Linked DNA regions of Mus musculus: region 2 is linked to region 1. A link is a loop called in an ENCODE intact Hi-C map of the cell type or tissue named here. Cell type or tissue: heart. All regions are shown on one strand. Links, peaks and the distances in the headings refer to the core of each region. The heading gives the core; the rest is flanking DNA. Region 1 holds the start of Igfbp5 (insulin-like growth factor binding protein 5). Region 2 overlaps Gm31137 (a long non-coding RNA gene).

Region 1 (8,531 bases), core at 1-8,000:
TGTAAGGAACCGCACCAAATAAACATTTAGCTAAGTCTTAACATCTCTCCTAGCTCAGATTTTGTGCATTGTTGGTTAAGCTTAAATATTTATAATATATAAATATAAAAATAATTTGATAAAAATATATAATCAGGTAACTCCCCCAAGAAACCTAGCTCGAGGCAAAACTGTTTTGATTGAACAAGAAGCTCTGTCAATCATTTAAACCACAGACTCCAGGCACGGAGAATTTGGAGGCGGGGCAAGAGGGGGCGGGGCAAACGGAGGGGTGGCTCCCAGAGCGTGGTCTTCCTGTCTCCGCCCCTTGAGTTTTGCATTCTGTGTTTCCAGGGCCCCTCACGCACTTAGCCACACTCACTTTTAGTCTGGTTTAAGTGATGGGTGGAGGGTGGGGCTGCTGGGGGTGGGGGTGGAGTGAGGAGAGAGGGAAGGGAGATGGAGAGGGCCAGCATCCAGTGGGAACTTGAGGATGTCTTCACCCCCACATCCCTCTTCACCTCTCAAACCTGTGTCCATCTTTTTATCTTAACTAAAATCTGAATTTAGGAGGGGAAAAAAAACCATTAGATTCAGGGACGAACATTCAGCACAGAACACCAAACTCTTTCAGCTCATACCCCACGCCCTACCCCAGCCCTCCCGAAGTATTCTTTCTCTTCCTGGGAGGAAAAAAGAGAGACGTTTTACAGTCTAATATGTTTCATCGATCATAATCAATCATATCAATTCAAAAGCAGCAAGTGTACGTGTGGGTGAGCTCTCAATACCTCCACCCAAAAGACATTAGTTGTCAAGTGGGGGGGGGGGATGTACGCGCGTACGCGCGCGCGCGCGCTCCTGAGCAAATAGGAATAGAGTGAGAGATAAATTTAGAGGCACTGAGATGGGGGCGGAGGGGTGAGGCTTGGAGGGATCAAGGTAGAATTAGCTTTAAAGATGGAACGCATCTTCAGATTCCAATTAAAATGACCTTTTAACAGAAAGGATTTTCTAAAGTTTAGGGAGAAAAGTACGGGGTTGGGGTGGAGAAGGGAGTTGATAATTTAACCTGTTCTTTTTCAGAGAGGATTCTCTTGGGATTTGGACTTTGAGACTCAAAAGGAGCTCAGAGTCAGAATTGCCACGAGTTAGGAGTGGGGGAGGGTCGGGTTGGGGTGGAGATGAAGTGTAAACTGGTAGAGACGGTTAGACAGCCGCCTAGGATAGCTTGCTCTGCCAGGGATTCAAGTGTGAGGTGCAAGGACCCACCCCATCTACTCTCAGGAGCTACTAGGGTCTAAGCCACTTGCTGCGCGCGCAAAGCGCGCGGGTTCCCAATCGGTCCCCGGTCCCCACCCATCCAAGGTGCCTCCCTCCCCAGCTCCTGTGCCGTGCAACTGAAACCCCAGTAGCGCTCACCTATCTTGGTTTGCTCGCCGTAGCTCTTTTCGTTGAGGCAAACCCCGCGGCCGTGCAGCAGGGCGTGCAGCGGCTTCTCCTCATCCTGCCGGGGGAGGCAGCGCAAACCCTGGGCGCAGCGCTCCGTGTAGACGCCACACGACTGTCCCTCCGCCAGGGCGCAAGTCATGCAGCAGCCACAGCCGGGCTCTTTGACCAGCTCACAGCCCAGAGGGCTGGGGGGACACATGGACAGAGCTTTCTCGTCGCAGGGTTCACAGTGCACGAAAGAACCCAGGCCTTGAGCCGGTACGGCATAGGCGGCCAGCAGCAGGAGGACCACGCTGATCACCATTTTCTCGGAGTCTGGCTTTACCTCGGGGCGGGGCAGGAGAGCGAGAGTGTGTGGAGAAAGAGGGAGCCTGGAGATTTTTTTCCTTTTAAATCTCTTGCAGGTAGAGCAGGTGCTCTCCCCCAAACACTTGCAAAATATGAGGCAAGGAGGATTCAGATGCCTGCACGCAAGTCCCAATTGCGAGGATTAAAGACTTGCAACAGGTTGGGGGTGAAAAAAAGAGGCGCGCCAGGTGCACGCAGAGCGAGCGGAGACCGTAGAAACCCCCAGGCGGGATCGGGTCAGAATTGGGGGTGGTGGTGGAGAGAACCACAGAATTGCTCACTCCAAAGCAACAGAAATAATTAGCTTGGAGGCCTTGAAAAGGGAGGAGGTGAAGAAAAAAATGGATTGGGCTTAATTTTCCCCCCTTTGCTTAAAATCTAAAACGCAACCCCACTCCGCTCGGTCTCAGCGGCCAGCTGCGCTGCTGCCGCAGAACAGGTAAGAGGCGTCGGCGGCTGACAACAAGATCGGGAAAATGTTGAAATCGAGGGGGGAAAAAGGGCAAAAACCCAGACCTCACCAAACCTGGACCCCAACACCTGCTCTGTCACCACCTCTTCGAAACCCGCAGGTTCTGCGTGAAGTCCGGAGAAGGGTGCAGACCGAGGGGGGGGGTAACAAAAAGGAACAAAAAGGGGGAAAAAAGCCCAAACAGCTTTGCAGCTCTTTCCTAGCTCTTTTAGAAGTTTCCAAAGAGACTGCGGGCTCTGGTCGAGCAGGCGCTTTTAAATAGACGGCCCCTGGCTGCCAGCCAGTTGTAGCTGCAATTTGAGCTCCCCAACACCCAACCCATGCAAGGATGCCAAGGAGCTTTGCAGCGCAAACTCACACGGGGTGGGGGTGGGGAAGAGAGGCCTTCTAGACACGGGGGCTCCCCTTCGCTCCCTACACAGAGCCCTCCTCCTCACGGAATGTACGGAAAGGGCTTTGGGGGGGGGGCGAAGACAGGCGAGCTACAGAGGAGAGTAGGGAGAAGGTGGAGGGAGGAGTGGATGGCAGTACTCTTCAGAAGCTGGGTGAATACAATGGAGCGAGTCTGTTTTCCGACAACTAGCCCGGACACTGGCTGTTAGGAGTCACATTTTCTTATTAGCCGTGTATACCCTGCCCAAGAAGTCCTTTCCAACTTTAGAAAAAAAAGTGTCTAAGAGACCACTGAAGGTTTGTCTGTCTGTGTGTTTGTGTTTGGAGGACAAGTAGTGTACAGTAGCTGGTGAGGGGCATTGAGATAAATTTAAAGAGAAAAGGAGTGCGGGCGCGTGTGTAGACCCCTCCCCCATTAAAAGGGGCAGAGGGATTATGGCAAGGGCTTGTCATTATTGTTCTGGTGGGGTACTGATTTTAGTTAAAGCCAGTGGTCATTTTCCTTCACCTATATAGATGACCAGGGAATCTCTCTCTCTCTCTCTCTCTCTCTCTCTCTCTCTCTCTCTCTCTCTCTCTCTCTGAGTGTGAGCGTGCTATGTGCACTTTCAAGAAGGGATAACGCCCTCCACCCCACCCCCCTCCCCAGCTTTGTTGGGAGTAGTGACTGAGACCCTGGAGGAAATGCTGTGGGTTGTCAGTTTTATCTGGTGTCCTCATGGACACCTTAAATGTCCTTTTAAATGGAAGGAAGGTAGGATAAAGTGATAACCTTCTTGGGTTGACAATGAGGCATTTCTGTGGGGTAGGCAGATCCTGGAGTGAGCAGGTACCTCGCTGCAGGAGACCTTGTTTAAGGGTTAATATGTACCAAGGTAGCATCCTGGAGCCTGCACGTGAGAAATCCTCACCATGCCACAGGAAGCCCCAGATCGCTAGTCAGCACTAGGGACCATTCTTCCCTTAGGAAAATGAAAGAAAACCTAATTTTTGAAAGAAGGAATATGATGGCTTTAGCTTTTTTTGTTTGTTTTAAAAATTAATTTGACATGATAGGTGGTCTGTAGACTGCCCACCACAGGTAAGAAAAGACATGATCAAGTGATGGTCTCTGGGGAGTTCTTGGGGGCAGGGCTTTTGCCCTTTCTCCAACTCTCTTCTTCCCTTGCTCTGTTCTTTTAGAAAAAGGGGCTGCATTTCATGAATTTTGCCACTAGACTGCACCCTTATCTATGATAAGAATTCTTGCTGGAGGACTGCAATATTGAGAAAATATTTCCCTTGCTGGCTCCATTTGGGAGCATCTCCCCGGGCGCTGTTCACACTCCCAGATTCTGATCCAGATTCTCGGTTCTCTGCCAATAGGCACATTTTAAGACAGGACCAAATCTTAAAGGTGTCCTTTTACACCCATTGCCAGGGCAGTTTTATTGTGTTGGTGGCTAGCAGAGGGAAGAAGAGCTGTGTGCACCAATGTACCCCCACACCCCCCAAAAAGGCAGGAGGGTTGGTTGGTTCCAAGAGCCTGTCTCTGCTGTTGGAGGGCTTGGGAAAGCAGGGAGCAACTTAACATTAGAAACTGGGTTGCATTATTTTAGAAGGGGAAGAGATCAAGTGTTATTTTCTTATTTAAGTTAACTTCAGGAGGGAAGAGTGTTAGAAAGGGGCATGGTGTGGGGATGGGCTCAGCTCACCCTGGTGTAGCATTTGAAACGAGAAATCTAGGGTGGTTCTTCTGTCCGGTTTCTCAAGAGTTGCCCAGTACTCTCAAAATATAGCCTCTAGAAGTAAATTTTGTTCTAGCTGACTTCTTGTGGCTAAGTACAGTGTGTAAGGACCAGTAAGAGAAGGAGAGGGCTCATAGAGAAGAGAGGTGGGCAGGGAGAAGAGAAGTGAGAGAGTGGGAAATTGGTCCTCGAAGGGTGATGGTGGGGTCATGGGGAGAGATCAGTGAATGACTTTCTATATTAAACAACCATGATGAGCTCCACTTCCAAAAGAGCAGAAGGAACCGAGAGACGGGCACTGCTCTTCAGGGTCACAGGGTAGGCTCTTGAGAGCACACACGAAACCTCCTTTGAACCCTGGGATCGTCTGTAGCGATTTTTATCAGTGACTGGAGAGGTGAATTTTATGCTCAACAGTCTATATGTGATGTTCAGTGACAAGCGTGCTGGGTGTTGGGGCATAAGGGCTTCCCATGAGTCCATTCTCTCTGCCCTCTATTCGAAAAGCCCTGGACTCTTCAGAAGATGGGAGGGGGGGGGACTTAATATCAACAGAGTTTCACTGAGATGACTAACTTATTCTGGACACACTGAAATCTGGTCGCACTCTCAGAGACCTCCTTAATGGCTGGCTTAGCTTTGCTGCCAGGAACGTACCTGTGTGTGGATAGCTGAGCTCTGATAAGCCTTTGGACACAATCTTCTTAGTGATGTTTGAAGTTAAATGTCATCTACCATGCTCTGTCTCCCCTGAGATCACTCTTTTATTTGCTTTGACAAGAATTAAGTGATGACCAGGACCAAGCTTCAAGAACTACAAGAGAATGAAAGATTTGTGCTGTTTGTCTGAACAACATTCAAAGGGCTTTCGTTCAGGAAGCTTACCAGACCTCCATAAGCCAGCTGTTTCTCCAAGATTTTGGAATGATTTCTAGGGCAAGGATGGTTCCTGATAACAGGGTTGGGGAAAGCAAGTTAACTATTGTCTAAGAGAGGTTTATTCATCATTGGTTCCACTTTCAAGATCTGGTCATTGACTTTTTCCCCACCAGATACATGCATACAGAGAGACCAAGACCCATCAGGAAGACTAATGCCACTGTCTTATCTGGATCCTACACTCTGGTACTTTTAAAAACAGGCACCCAGTCTTCAAGTCCTTCTACAGTAAAAGAAGTTGAGCAGGATAGAGCCAGGCAGGGTAGGGAGCAGCTCAGGACTGCTGTGGTGTAGTGTCATCACTGAAGGCTAGGTGGCAGAACAGATACATCACTGAAATCATGCCTCTACCTCCTTTCATGCAGGAAGAGGAAGAAGAAGCAGAGGAGAGGCAAATGAACGAACGAACGAAGAGCTTTAACAATGGGGTTAGGTGCATGGGAGAGACATAGCCTTGCAGAGGGGCATCCTTGTGTGCCTGCACCCTTTGGGCTCACTTTCATGCTGTCAAGCCTGCCCACTCTTTCTGGTGTTAGCAACACACATGCCTGAGTTACTAAATGTCCTTCTAGCAGCCCCTCAAGATTTACCCTGAAGACAGGTTCCTCCAGCTTGGAATATGGTGACGTTTCGTTCATCAGTACAAGCCCTAAAACTTCTCGGTGGTGGTCTTCATTAAAAAGCACACTATCGTCTCCCTTTACTACGAGTTCTAAGATGTTAATTCATCTATTTCACGCAGTCCAAACACATAGCTGTCTGCTCAGAACCTCTTGCCATCGTGGCTCGGGACTTTCTCAAGAATAACACGGTGTTGCAGGGGCTCACGGGCTCCACCCTCTCCGGTAGTCTTCTGGCAGAGGCAGGCTCTCTCCTCAGATAGCTCTGGGTTCCTTTGCACAGTGGATTCGTAGGTTTTATATGACATTTCTTATAGAAAGGAGGATGACTTCTAGCGTCAAACCACGTGCTGCTTTAAAGTTCAAGTTTTATAAGTGAGGCTCGCTGCAGCGGGCAACTTAACCGGAGTTGAAATTGACCCCCGAGGCGGACTGTTTTATAAAAGAGCAGAAGCCAGCCGTGACTCAGAGTGATTTGTGTCCCTATGTGAGCAGTATATGCATCCATGGTTTTACGGATTAATGCTTAGGAGTTGCTGGAGCCAATCCAGGCAGAGAGGGGGCTAAGCAGAACTCCACAGAGACAGTTTGGGCCTGCAGCCCCCCTGTCTCTCAGACCACGGGACCTGGCTTGTTTCTACAACGGGCAGCTCAGAAGCCCCGTTCACTTTGGAAAATGAGATTAACAAGGAAAAGTGATCCGTTGTGACTTCGAAGACAGGATGGGGAGGTCCGGCTCTGGAGGAGAGAGAGAAGTGGGTAGGGAAATGGAGTAAGAGGAGAGAGACAGAGGGTTAACTGCTTGAAACGGGTTTAATGAGCGTGAACTATGGAAAGGCCAAATAAAAACCACAGAGCCTTGTGGAGGACAGGTTTCATCATAGTTCAGCGGGGAGAGGGAGTGTGGGCGAATTTATGTGAAGCAGGAGAAGACCTTCCTCAGGCTGCCTTCCTTTTAGTTATTAGAAAATGGTTACAAGATAACAGATTTTGGAGTCTTAAACATAAAATCTGGGGCTTGGGGAGATGTCTCAGCAGTTAGCAGCACGAGCTGCTCTTACAGGGGTCTAGGTTGGATTTCTAGCACTCATGTCTGACAACTCCAGCTCCAGGGGGTCAAGCGCCCTCTTCTGGCCTCTTCAGACATCACAAACATATGCACCCCCATCCACTGTAATGAAAATAGAAATAAGTCTTTAAATAAAATCAATTCTGACTCTTATTGTTAGCCTTAAAATCGTATACACTCTAAATATGCACAAATATGCAACGTCTTAATCCCCAACCAAAATTCACTTAACAACTTTTAAAGGAAACTCAAGTCAACAACTCAGCCATTAAAAAAAAAAAATCAAACATTCTAGCACAATACAATCTGAAGATTGTGTTATTTCCTCATTTGATGCTGAGGAAAGACTGTAGGAAAATATTGTTTTGGGTTTTTTTCATAATGAAATCATTTCAGTTCTGTAAGAGAAGACTGCATGGGTACAGTAAAGTCAGTGCGCTTAACTCGGAGTGCACCATAGTCTTACAGTCAAAGCACTGTCAAATCCATCAAAAATGCAAATAAAGTCAACCAACGCTCCCATCCCTACAAAACAAGTGACAATACTAATTAATATGTTGGTTGGTATTAGGCTGAGGTCTTGCTGGAAAATATGTATCAATATTTGTGATTGCAATTTAACTGTTACAGTGTAAAGTTTTTGAGTACACATGTTGATGTACTGATCCATTATTTAATCCTTCGGTTACTCCCTAACCAGTACTGGAGTCCTGCCTTACACAGTGGTTAGGTTTTTGTTGTTGTTGTTGTTTTGTTTTTCGAGACAGGGTTTCTTTGTGTAGCCCTGGCTGTCCTGGAACTCACTCTGTAGACCAGGCTCAGAAATCCGCCTGTCTCTGCCTCCCGAGTGCTGGGATTAAAGGCGTGCACCACCACGTCCGGCATTGTTTTGTTTTTCCAGACAGGGTTTCTCTGTATAGCCCTGGCTGTCCCGAAACTCTCTCCATAGACCAGGGTGCCCTTGAATTCAGAGATCTACCTGCCTCCGGCTCCTAAGTGCTGCAATCAAAGGTGTACACTCCCACGACCTGGTTTCACCGTGATTAGTTTTAAAGCCAGTTTGCAAAGTGAAATTTGGGTATAGTCAAAATTCCTACAGGGAAATTCCTTCAGTCATGAGAGAAATAGAACCAGCATTTTTACAACCTGACTCCCGCCGCGGTCACGTGGGCTCTTTCCCTGCTATCTCAGTGGGGAGTGGACCTGGCTTTGATGTTTTGTTAGGGGAAAATGTTCTTCTATAGTGAGATTAGAAGGTGATCGTCCAAAGTGATCTAAGGTGCGTTCAGTCTTCAAAACCACTTAAAAAAATGAAACAGAAATGCACATCCTTGTGTAACTTCCAAAGAATGCATCCAGGAACTCTTTCTTCAACGTGAGTCGTGTCCCTGCACACATGGTGTCGTGGAACTGAATGTGAGGCCTGTGGGAAACGTGGCGATAGTAAAAGGTTTTCAAAAGTGCAACGATTAAAAAGTAACTCACAGTCAAACGTGTAACAAATCCAACGTGCGTCTGGTGGTACTCATCAC
Region 2 (8,531 bases), core at 258-8,257, 130 kb after region 1:
ATAATCTATCTTTATGTCTGGCTATCTGTCTGTCTGTCTTTGCTTTGTTATGTGGCATAAGAGTTAATCAGGGCTACTTGGCAAGTCACTGCCAACAAGACTAATTCACCTCATGGCTGCATTGTTACTCAGTGATTCTGACATTTTGGAAAGACACAACTGCGTGTATCTATGTTTCTGATATACCACAAGTGTGACAATGGCTATGTCCAATTCCTAGTACACTTGATTCCATTCCCCACTCATCATTCTGATTACACAATTGTGTAATAAGTTGAAAAGTTAAAATGAGAAGTTCTCCATAGCATTCTGAATTGACATGACTAAAGGTGTTGAATGGGGCTTTTGCTGTCTCATCAAAATTTTTCCATTAAATTAAAGTTTAGGAGGGTTCTGCTCTGTAAGAGAGATGAATATTCCTGAAGGAGTCAGTTCTGAAGAATACAGATGTTGAAAAGTCTATCTCTGAGGCCTTTGTCATGAAGGCAGCCTATGGAAGTTCCAGATGGCTGGGGTAACCAGCAGCTTCCAGGAGATGATTTCTCATAATTCTCTTTGCCAGAAACTAGACACACCAGCTGAGAGGGGAAGGATTCTTCTCTTAGGAAGATGTAAAAATGAGTCTCTTCTACAAAAGCAATAATGGATTGGTGTCCCTGCAGGGGTGATTTCCTTTCATTTCCTGTACCCTAGATGAAGTTAGGGGGCTGGGGGTGGTCAGATGTGAGTTGAGGATCTCCCTAGTTGTTTGAAAGGCTAAAAAGAAAAGCAAAGAAAGACAACTCTTTCAGTCAGATGAACTAGATGGAAGGTGTACTGGCTGGTTTTGTGTGTCAACTTGATACAAGCTGGAGTTATAACAGAGAAAGTAGCCTCCTTTGAGGAAATGCCTCTATGAGACCCAGCTGTAAGGTATTTTTTCGGTTAGTGATCAGGGGAGGGGGCAGCCCTTTGTGGGTAGTGCCATCCTTGGGCTGGTAGTCCTGGGTTCTATAAGAAAGCAAGCTGAGCAAGCCAGAGGAAGCAAGCCAGAAAGCAGCACCCTCGATGGCCTCTGCATCAGCTCCTGCCTCCAAGTTCCTATCATGTGTGAGTTTCAGTCCTGACTTCCTTTGGTGATGAACAGCAATGTGGAAGTGTAAGCTGAATACCACCCCTCCCCCCAACTTGCTTCTTGATGTTTTGTGCAGGAATAGAAACCCTGACTGAGATAGAAGGTGAGGCAGCCCTGATGCTCACAGGGAGACATCCTGTGGAAGCTCAATGCACAAGTGTGCAGATTTACTTTTCTGTCCAAGATTTTGGGGAAAGAGGCAGTTGGTAGAACGTCACTAAGAAGAATGTTAAATTCAATTCATCTTGATTTTTTTGAATTTCATTTTATATTTATTTTTTAAATCAATTATTTTTGATTAGCACAGTGACATTCTCATAAATATTCATTACATTTTGTTCTTTTTCTCTCTCCCATACCACCTTTCCCTCCCCCCCCCCTCTTTGCTGGCCCCTTTCTCCATCTCCTAAATTTACTCTTATGCTTTCACAGAATAAATATTCCATTCTCCCCTCTCATTCCCCTCTCCTCTTTGCTTTTGATCTCTCCTGCCCCTTCCAAGATCCCTTTGTCCCCTTTCTTCTTTCATGTCATACCCCTTACACCCACACATTTGAATCTATCTTTCCCATAAGAGAGAAAACATGGATTAAAATTGGAATGAAAGAGGTTGCTTATCTCAGCCAGCTGTTGGGGAAATGAGGACAATTTAACAAACTACTGCCAACAAAACCTTGCGAATTTACAGTCATTCAATAATACAGACATTGTGGAAAGACACAGATGTGTCTTGTCTGTCTATTTCACCAAGTCTGGCTTATTTTGCCTAACATAATGATCTCCAGTTCCATCCATTTTCCTGTAAATGTCAAATTCCCATCCATTTTCAGCCAAATAAAATTCTACTATGTATACACGCACCATATTTTCCTTCCATATGTATTTGTGGATGGACATCTGTGGTCCTGAGTCCTCTGCTTCCTCCCTCTCAGGGTGTCCAGACATGGCACTAGAAGGATGAAGCAGAGTCTGGAATGGATGGAGTCCTGCAGGATCCTGGTCCAGCTAGGAGTGAGTGCCAGGGGCAGGGAGAAAGCCACTGAAGATTTCAGTGTTACAGCTCTTGAAGATGAAAGCCTTCCCCAACGGTCTTTAATGAAACAGCTTTTGGAGACAATCTTAGTTTGTGTGCATACCTTTATTCACAGTGGGCTTATACATATACTGTTTATTTCATGTGAAACTGGGATGTATATGGACCTTGAAGAGTGAGAAGGAGTTTTCAGGGTGAATGAAGATCATTGGCTGGAGTTTAAAGTTCTGTGTATGAAGAGGCATTCCAGGAATCTCAAATACTTGCTGGGTGAGTTCTTATCAGGGGAGAAGAGGAAGGGGAAAAGAGGAGGTTGAATTCGTAACATAGGACTGCCAGAGGACTAGTTGACCTTCTTCAAGTAGAGGATATGGAGGTTCAGCCTTGCCAGACAAGGTCAGAGGTGGGGGAGTCCTGGCTAGGTAAAGGGAGTCCTCCATTTTGCATTGAGCTCAGAGATGCTATCAGTCATGGTAGTGTCCATGTGTTGGCTGTTGTAGGGCAACAGTCAGCACAGGTGTATAAGTGTTTTCTCTGTTGTGTGCTACCTCAGAGTCCTTTAGGTATAGGAGTGGTATGGCTAGACCATGTGCTCTGTTTTTAGTTTTCTGGGGAACCTCTATACTTAGTTCATGGATTCTACTCTACACCTCCTAGGTACATGGCGCCAAGAGAAGGGGAAAAGGATAATGGCTCTAGTTGAATGCTTATCCTGACTTAGGCATAATAGGTATCACTTTAGGTTCAGGGAAGTAAAATCATTAAGACTGATATTTTCAATAGATCTGCTGTTAGAGGCAAACACCGACTGAGAGACAGATGGCAAGTAGCTGACATGTATTTTTTTTAATTAGGTATTTTCCTCGTTTACATTTTCAATGCTATCCCAAAGGTCCCCCATACCCACCCCCCACCCCCAATCCCCTACCCACCCACTCCCCCTTTTTGGCCCTGGCGTTCCCCTGTACTGGGGCATATAAAGTTTGCAAGTCCAATGGGCCTCTCTTTGCAGTGATGGCCGACTAGGCCATCTTTTGATACATATGCAGCTAAAGACAAGAGCTCCCGGGTACTGGTTAGTTCATAATGTTGTTCCTCCTATAGGGTTGCAGATCCCTTTAGCTCCTTGGGTAATTTCTCTAGCTCCTCCATTGGGGGCCGTGTGACCCATCCAATAGCTGACTGTGATCATTCACTTCTGTGTTTGCTAGGCCCCGGCATAGTCTCACAAGAGACAGCTATATCTGGGTCCTTTCAGCAAAATCTTGCTAGTGTATGCAATGGTGACTGACATGTATTTTGTGGAATGGATTTATCCTTGAGTGCCATCTGCTTGTGGGGAGGGATGGATGTCAATTGCTATGTCTGGTTCTAAATTGTACTGTGCTGTCTGCTGCTGGAGTAAGCTGTATGTGGATGCTTCGAGAAGGCTACCGGAGACACCATGTTGTTCTAGAGTGCATGTCCCAGTGGGGATAAGATGTGGAAGACAAGGCTCCAAAGGAGGCATAAATATTCAGGGTCTGGTGATAGACTCTCTGGTGAACTCAGAAATGTTTCTTTCTCATTTTCTGATGGTTCTAAGCCTTAACAGTATCAAAATGAAGACTAAGAGTTTCTTTGGAGTTCCCTTTTTGATACTTAAAAAATGTTTTTTGTAGTCTTTCTCATTTTGAACTAATTCCTTTCTTATAGGGCGAAAAATGAGATCAGATAAACAATTTATACCAATGAAGTTGATTTATAACACTCTAAAAGGCTTCTATTGGAAAGGAAAGGAAGGTGGAGATTTTTTTAGTTGTTGGGTTAGGCCAGAAACCAGCAAACACACACACACACACACACAAGCACAAAGCAACCATTTTTGCTTTATGAGTCATATAATCTGTGTTCTTTCTTTGTAGTGCTTGAGTTTGAACCCAGATCCCAAGGCATGCTGGGCAAGGGCTCTCACCTGGAGTGACAACTCCCATGCAGTCTTAGTGGCAGGAGCTTAGTCTTGCACTACATTTTAAGAGTGGCTGCAAATGTTTCTAGTATGTGAATGGCTATGTGCCCCCCCCTAGCCTTTGTTCATGAGTGCAAAATTGAATTTCGTGTTTATTTATGATGAAATATTATTTTTCTTTGCCTAATCATTATTTTCCAAACCATTGAAAATTATGGAAAAGAGTCTTAGCTCATGGATTATAAGGGAAAAACTCAGGATTGAGGTTTTTTTTTTTTTTTTTTTCTTTTTTTTTTTCACATATTAACTCTTGTTTTCCCATCATCTCTTTCCTCAAAATGGAAGATGACTTGCTCCGTGTCTGGGAACATTGTTCTGCTTGGAGTTCCTTGCGTAGTCCCACAGTCCATCCCTTCAGTCACACCCGATTGTGCTGGGGTTGACAAGCGAGCAAGAGTACCCACTGCAGAGTAACTTGCGTTGCTCTGGCCTTGCCTGAAGAATTTGATGACAGAGTTAGGATTTAGATCCCAGTCTGCTTTCCTGAGCAAGGGTCTCTTAGTCTTGGAGGTTTGGTTTCCTGGCCTTGTTGATTTGTGCTGTCTTATCCCAGGTGACTTTGGTTGTCAGTTATGTAGGGGGTTGGAGTGGTGGGGGGTAGAGGTAGGAATGGAGTGGCATGCTTGGAGTGATTGTTCTGAGGTCATTTTAGTGTTATGAATTCCCAGCTGAGAGACCAGCCAAAAATTAAAAAAGAAAATAGCAGAGAACCCAAGACCTTAGTGCTCAGTGTATTCTGGTACCACATTCCAGTGGGATTCTGGGATGCTTGTCAACAGCCGTGGCTGCTCTTGGACTTTCCCATGGCCTATTCCGGGACAACCACACATCTGCAGATGCTCCCTCAGGACCGGGTCATGGCAAAGGCCCATTTCAACAGCAGCTACTGTTGCTCCCAAGGCCAGAGGTCAGTGCTCCTGTGGCCTCTGGCAGCAACCCCTTCCAGATACCACCCACTCCCTAGCAGGTGAATGGCAGTCCCTGAGAGTTCTTCCTCGGAGATGGGAGAAGTCCCCCCCACCCCCCACGCTCCTATCCCCCGGAGGTATGGAAGCAACAGATACAGCTTTGTGGAAGCACACTGGAACCCATGCAGGGGGTGGGAAGTTACTCCCATGATCCAAAGGGGCATTTTTTGTTGCATGCTATAGGGTAGGGCTGAAGAAATGAGCCTGGAGAGGAGAAGGCAGACAAGCAAGGAAGTCATGACTTTCATCTGATGTACAAGGGTGAAGGAGAAAGGATATTTCAGAGGAAAAATGAAACTATTCCCAAACTTACTGGCTTTTAACAGAAATCATTTTTTTTCACACTCTGGTACCTTGAGGGGTAATGTTATTCACTTTTGACTTCAATAAATACCTAAGAAAACCACGTAAAAGGAGGGCAGTTTTACTTTCATTTCAGATTTTAGAGGTGGTAGATAGTCCATGGGGTTCCTTCACTGTGGGCCCGCCCATGCATACTGAGATAAAGCAGCATCGATGAGGAGACATGGTGGAGCCAGGTGGCTCACTCTAGATAAACAGAGGGCAGACAGGCAGGCAATTAGGAAGACCGACAGATGCATAGACAGACAGAAAGTGCTTGAAGACAAGATCTATTCTTGGAAAGCATGCCCCTAGTGATTTATTTTGATCACCTGGGCTGAAACCCCTAATACAGCCCATTCAGCTACGAGTTCATCAGTGGATTAATTTACTGATGAGGCAAATGTCCCTATGATATAACAGTAACACAACAATTGGGGATTGTTTCAACATATGAGCCTCTGGGGGATGTTTCTTATCCAAACTATAATCCTTAGGCTCTTCTGGGTGCTGTTCCTCACTGGGACTCACTTGTTCCATTGTGTTTCTATAGATCTTGGGGATGCAGTCATCTGAAGGCTCAACTTGGCTTAACATTCAAGACAGTTCCTTATCCCGCATGCCTGGGCCTTGCAATGGCTATCAGTTTCCTCTCCCCCCTGTGGCTGTTCCAAATGGCTAACTCGGGTTTCCCTACAATGTAGAGGGCTCAGGAGAGTTGATCTTGTTAGGAGTCTGGATTTCTTTAGAGGAAGTGAGGAAGACATGGCTTATCCTTTTCAAGACTAAATCTAGACTGTTCTAGAGTATTTTCTGTATTAACCTGCTGATCAAACAATCCCATGGCAGCCCAGATTCTAGGCCACAGAGGTTTAGACTCATCCTTTAAGAAGGGAAGGCTGGTGCTTGCAAGAAGGGGCAGGATGAATGGTGACCACCATGGAGAGAAGCCAAGGCTGAGATAGAAAAGGACCAGGAAGACAGACAGCACTTGGTAGTCAGAGGACGAGGAAGACACCTCTCTGGTCATGTTCAGGTGGCATGGGAGACACAAAAGTGGGAGATATGTTATACCCTCATGATATATCCTGTGATATGGATGTTAAAATTTATTTTTTCAAGTGTTTTAATTATCATACATTAATTATATATAATGGTGGGGTTCCTTATGACATTTTCAAATATGTCTATAATGTACTTTTGATCATAGTCACCTCCATTACACTCTCCTGTTCTCCTCCAACTCCCCCCATCCCTTCCTCTTCTCAACTAGCCCCCTTTCTGCTTTTACACTTTGGGTTGTGTGTTGGCTCTGGTGACCAAATGAGTTTAATTAGAGTTGCCTCTAAGAGCATGAGTAAGGATGTATTTAGTAAGGTTGAGCAACTTAACAGTGGCCACACCATTGAAGACGTTTCTCCATTTCTCAGAAACCACTTACTACCTCAAGATCCTCAGGGAGACATGGGGCTTGTGAACATGAGTTGGAGACTTTTTAGGACACGCGCGCGCGCGCGCGCACACACACACACACACACACACAATGTGTTAGTCTTTCTAAAGGTTTATAACCATTAGATACCTGTCTTCTGCCTCCTCTCATTCCATCCCAGTTAGCTGTCTTAATGTTCAGGGTTCATCTATGATCTTTGGGCTCCCAAACCTTCTTTGACTCTTCTTTCCCCTTGCACTTGGCCTGATGGTCCTGTCTAAGGGCTCTTTTACTGAGTTGTGTGCTCATGTCTTTTTTTTTTCTTTTTTATTAAGTGGTCATATTTGGATCCCTGTTCTCCTAGGAGCCTTCTGTCTCCCTACCTCAATGGCTTACCATATGGATCCTTCTGCCTAGAATGTCTCTGAACTCCATCTGTCAAAATCCTTTAAAACATATCTCCGGGAACCAGAAAGATGGCTCAGTGAGTAAGTGCTCTACAAACACAAGCTTGGATCTGAGTTTGGATTCTCAGAATCCATGTAGAAGCCAGGTATATGACTGTTACACATGTGGTTGGTAATGGAGACAGGAAGATCCTCGAAGCTCATTGGCCGGTTAGTAGAGTTGAATTGATGAGCTCAGGGCTCAGTGAGAGATCCCTTCTCAAAACATGTGGGAGCAATAAGTAAAGACATTTGGTCACATCCACACAAATGCTCCTCTTCTCCTGGAGACCCAGTGCTTTGAGGATCAGCGTCTCTCTATTTGTGTCACCATTATTCCCCTTACCATTGCTTCAAGGCCTTCAGGGACAAAAGCCACAAGAAGACCTTGCTGCTTCTGCCCCACGGCTCCATGCCCTGCACACAGCAATCATTCAGTCGATGGCCTATTGAATTAAACAGTGGTTTCTCTGGGCCACCAGCCTCTGATTGTCTCTTTCCTTTCCCATGGCAAATTGCAGCATTCAGCTCCCAGCAACTCCTGGTCCAGGGCCCTGAGGTTCCTGGCAGGCCATTCCCTCAGGACCATGAGACTGCTGTTCCCAGATGGCCAGGCCTGTGCAGGCTGGAGCTGGGTCCCAAGGAGATGGAGAACTTCTGACTCCATGGACTCCCCTGGCTCCTCTTTCCAGCTGCCCCATACTTGTTTTCCTTGGCACAAGAAAGCCATCAGTCATCACATGGACCATTTATAGCTATATATCCATCTCTTATTCTTCTAATGAAAATTACAGTGATTTTGACCCAGAAAAGGAGAAAAGAAAGGAAAATAAAGGCTCTCCTATGCAAAGTAGGTATTTCATGAGGCCACTAGGGCTTCCTACAGTAGTCAACCTACCCTGGGGAGTTGATGCCAGTCTTCCTGCCCAGCAACCCTCTCCCCATATCTCTGCCTGTGCCCCAGCTCCTCAGACTTTATTAATGGGCTCCATGGGCAACCGATATTCTGAAACTCTTGCTACTAAGTCAGGAAAGGGGTGTGGCTGCTTTGCTGCTTGGCTCCAGCCGTATTCATAGTACAGGGTCATTCATCTGACACTAAAGTATCCAGTGGCCACTGTTAAACTCTGAGAATTGAGGAGCTCTGTAGTCAGGCTATACCTACAGGCCAAGCAAAGACTAGAGAAT

The links. Hi-C counts contacts between places; a loop is a spot of excess contacts. Peaks named below come from ENCODE experiments on the same cell type or tissue, not always from the same donor. Only the 100,000 strongest peaks of a DNase experiment are listed, where the experiment ranks them.
Region 2: a loop joins it to region 1, with 3 times the contacts of the local background. A loop is called at or near these places in 5 of 42 quality-filtered maps.

Annotation. Positions count from the first base shown.
Region 1 is chr1:72,872,405-72,880,935 of GRCm38, forward strand. Igfbp5 (insulin-like growth factor binding protein 5) reads right to left here and starts at 2,461. Exons shown (of 4, transcript NM_010518.2): 1 at 1,402-2,461. The coding sequence starts at 1,735. In heart, for the core only: CTCF peaks have their summits at 1,584, 3,857 and 7,059 (motif pointing left); DNase peaks (open chromatin) are centred at 257, 1,487, 2,527 and 5,617; H3K4me3 peaks cover 4,172 bases; H3K27ac peaks cover 6,267 bases.
Region 2 is chr1:72,997,174-73,005,704 of GRCm38, forward strand. It overlaps Gm31137 (a long non-coding RNA gene), which reads left to right. Exons shown (of 3, transcript XR_373508.3): 2 at 7,262-7,385. Among named protein-coding and RNA genes, the nearest start is that of Tnp1, 14 kb to the right of the region's middle. In heart, for the core only: no CTCF peak of the experiment used is centred there; DNase peaks (open chromatin) are centred at 5,008 and 7,948; H3K27ac peaks cover 408 bases.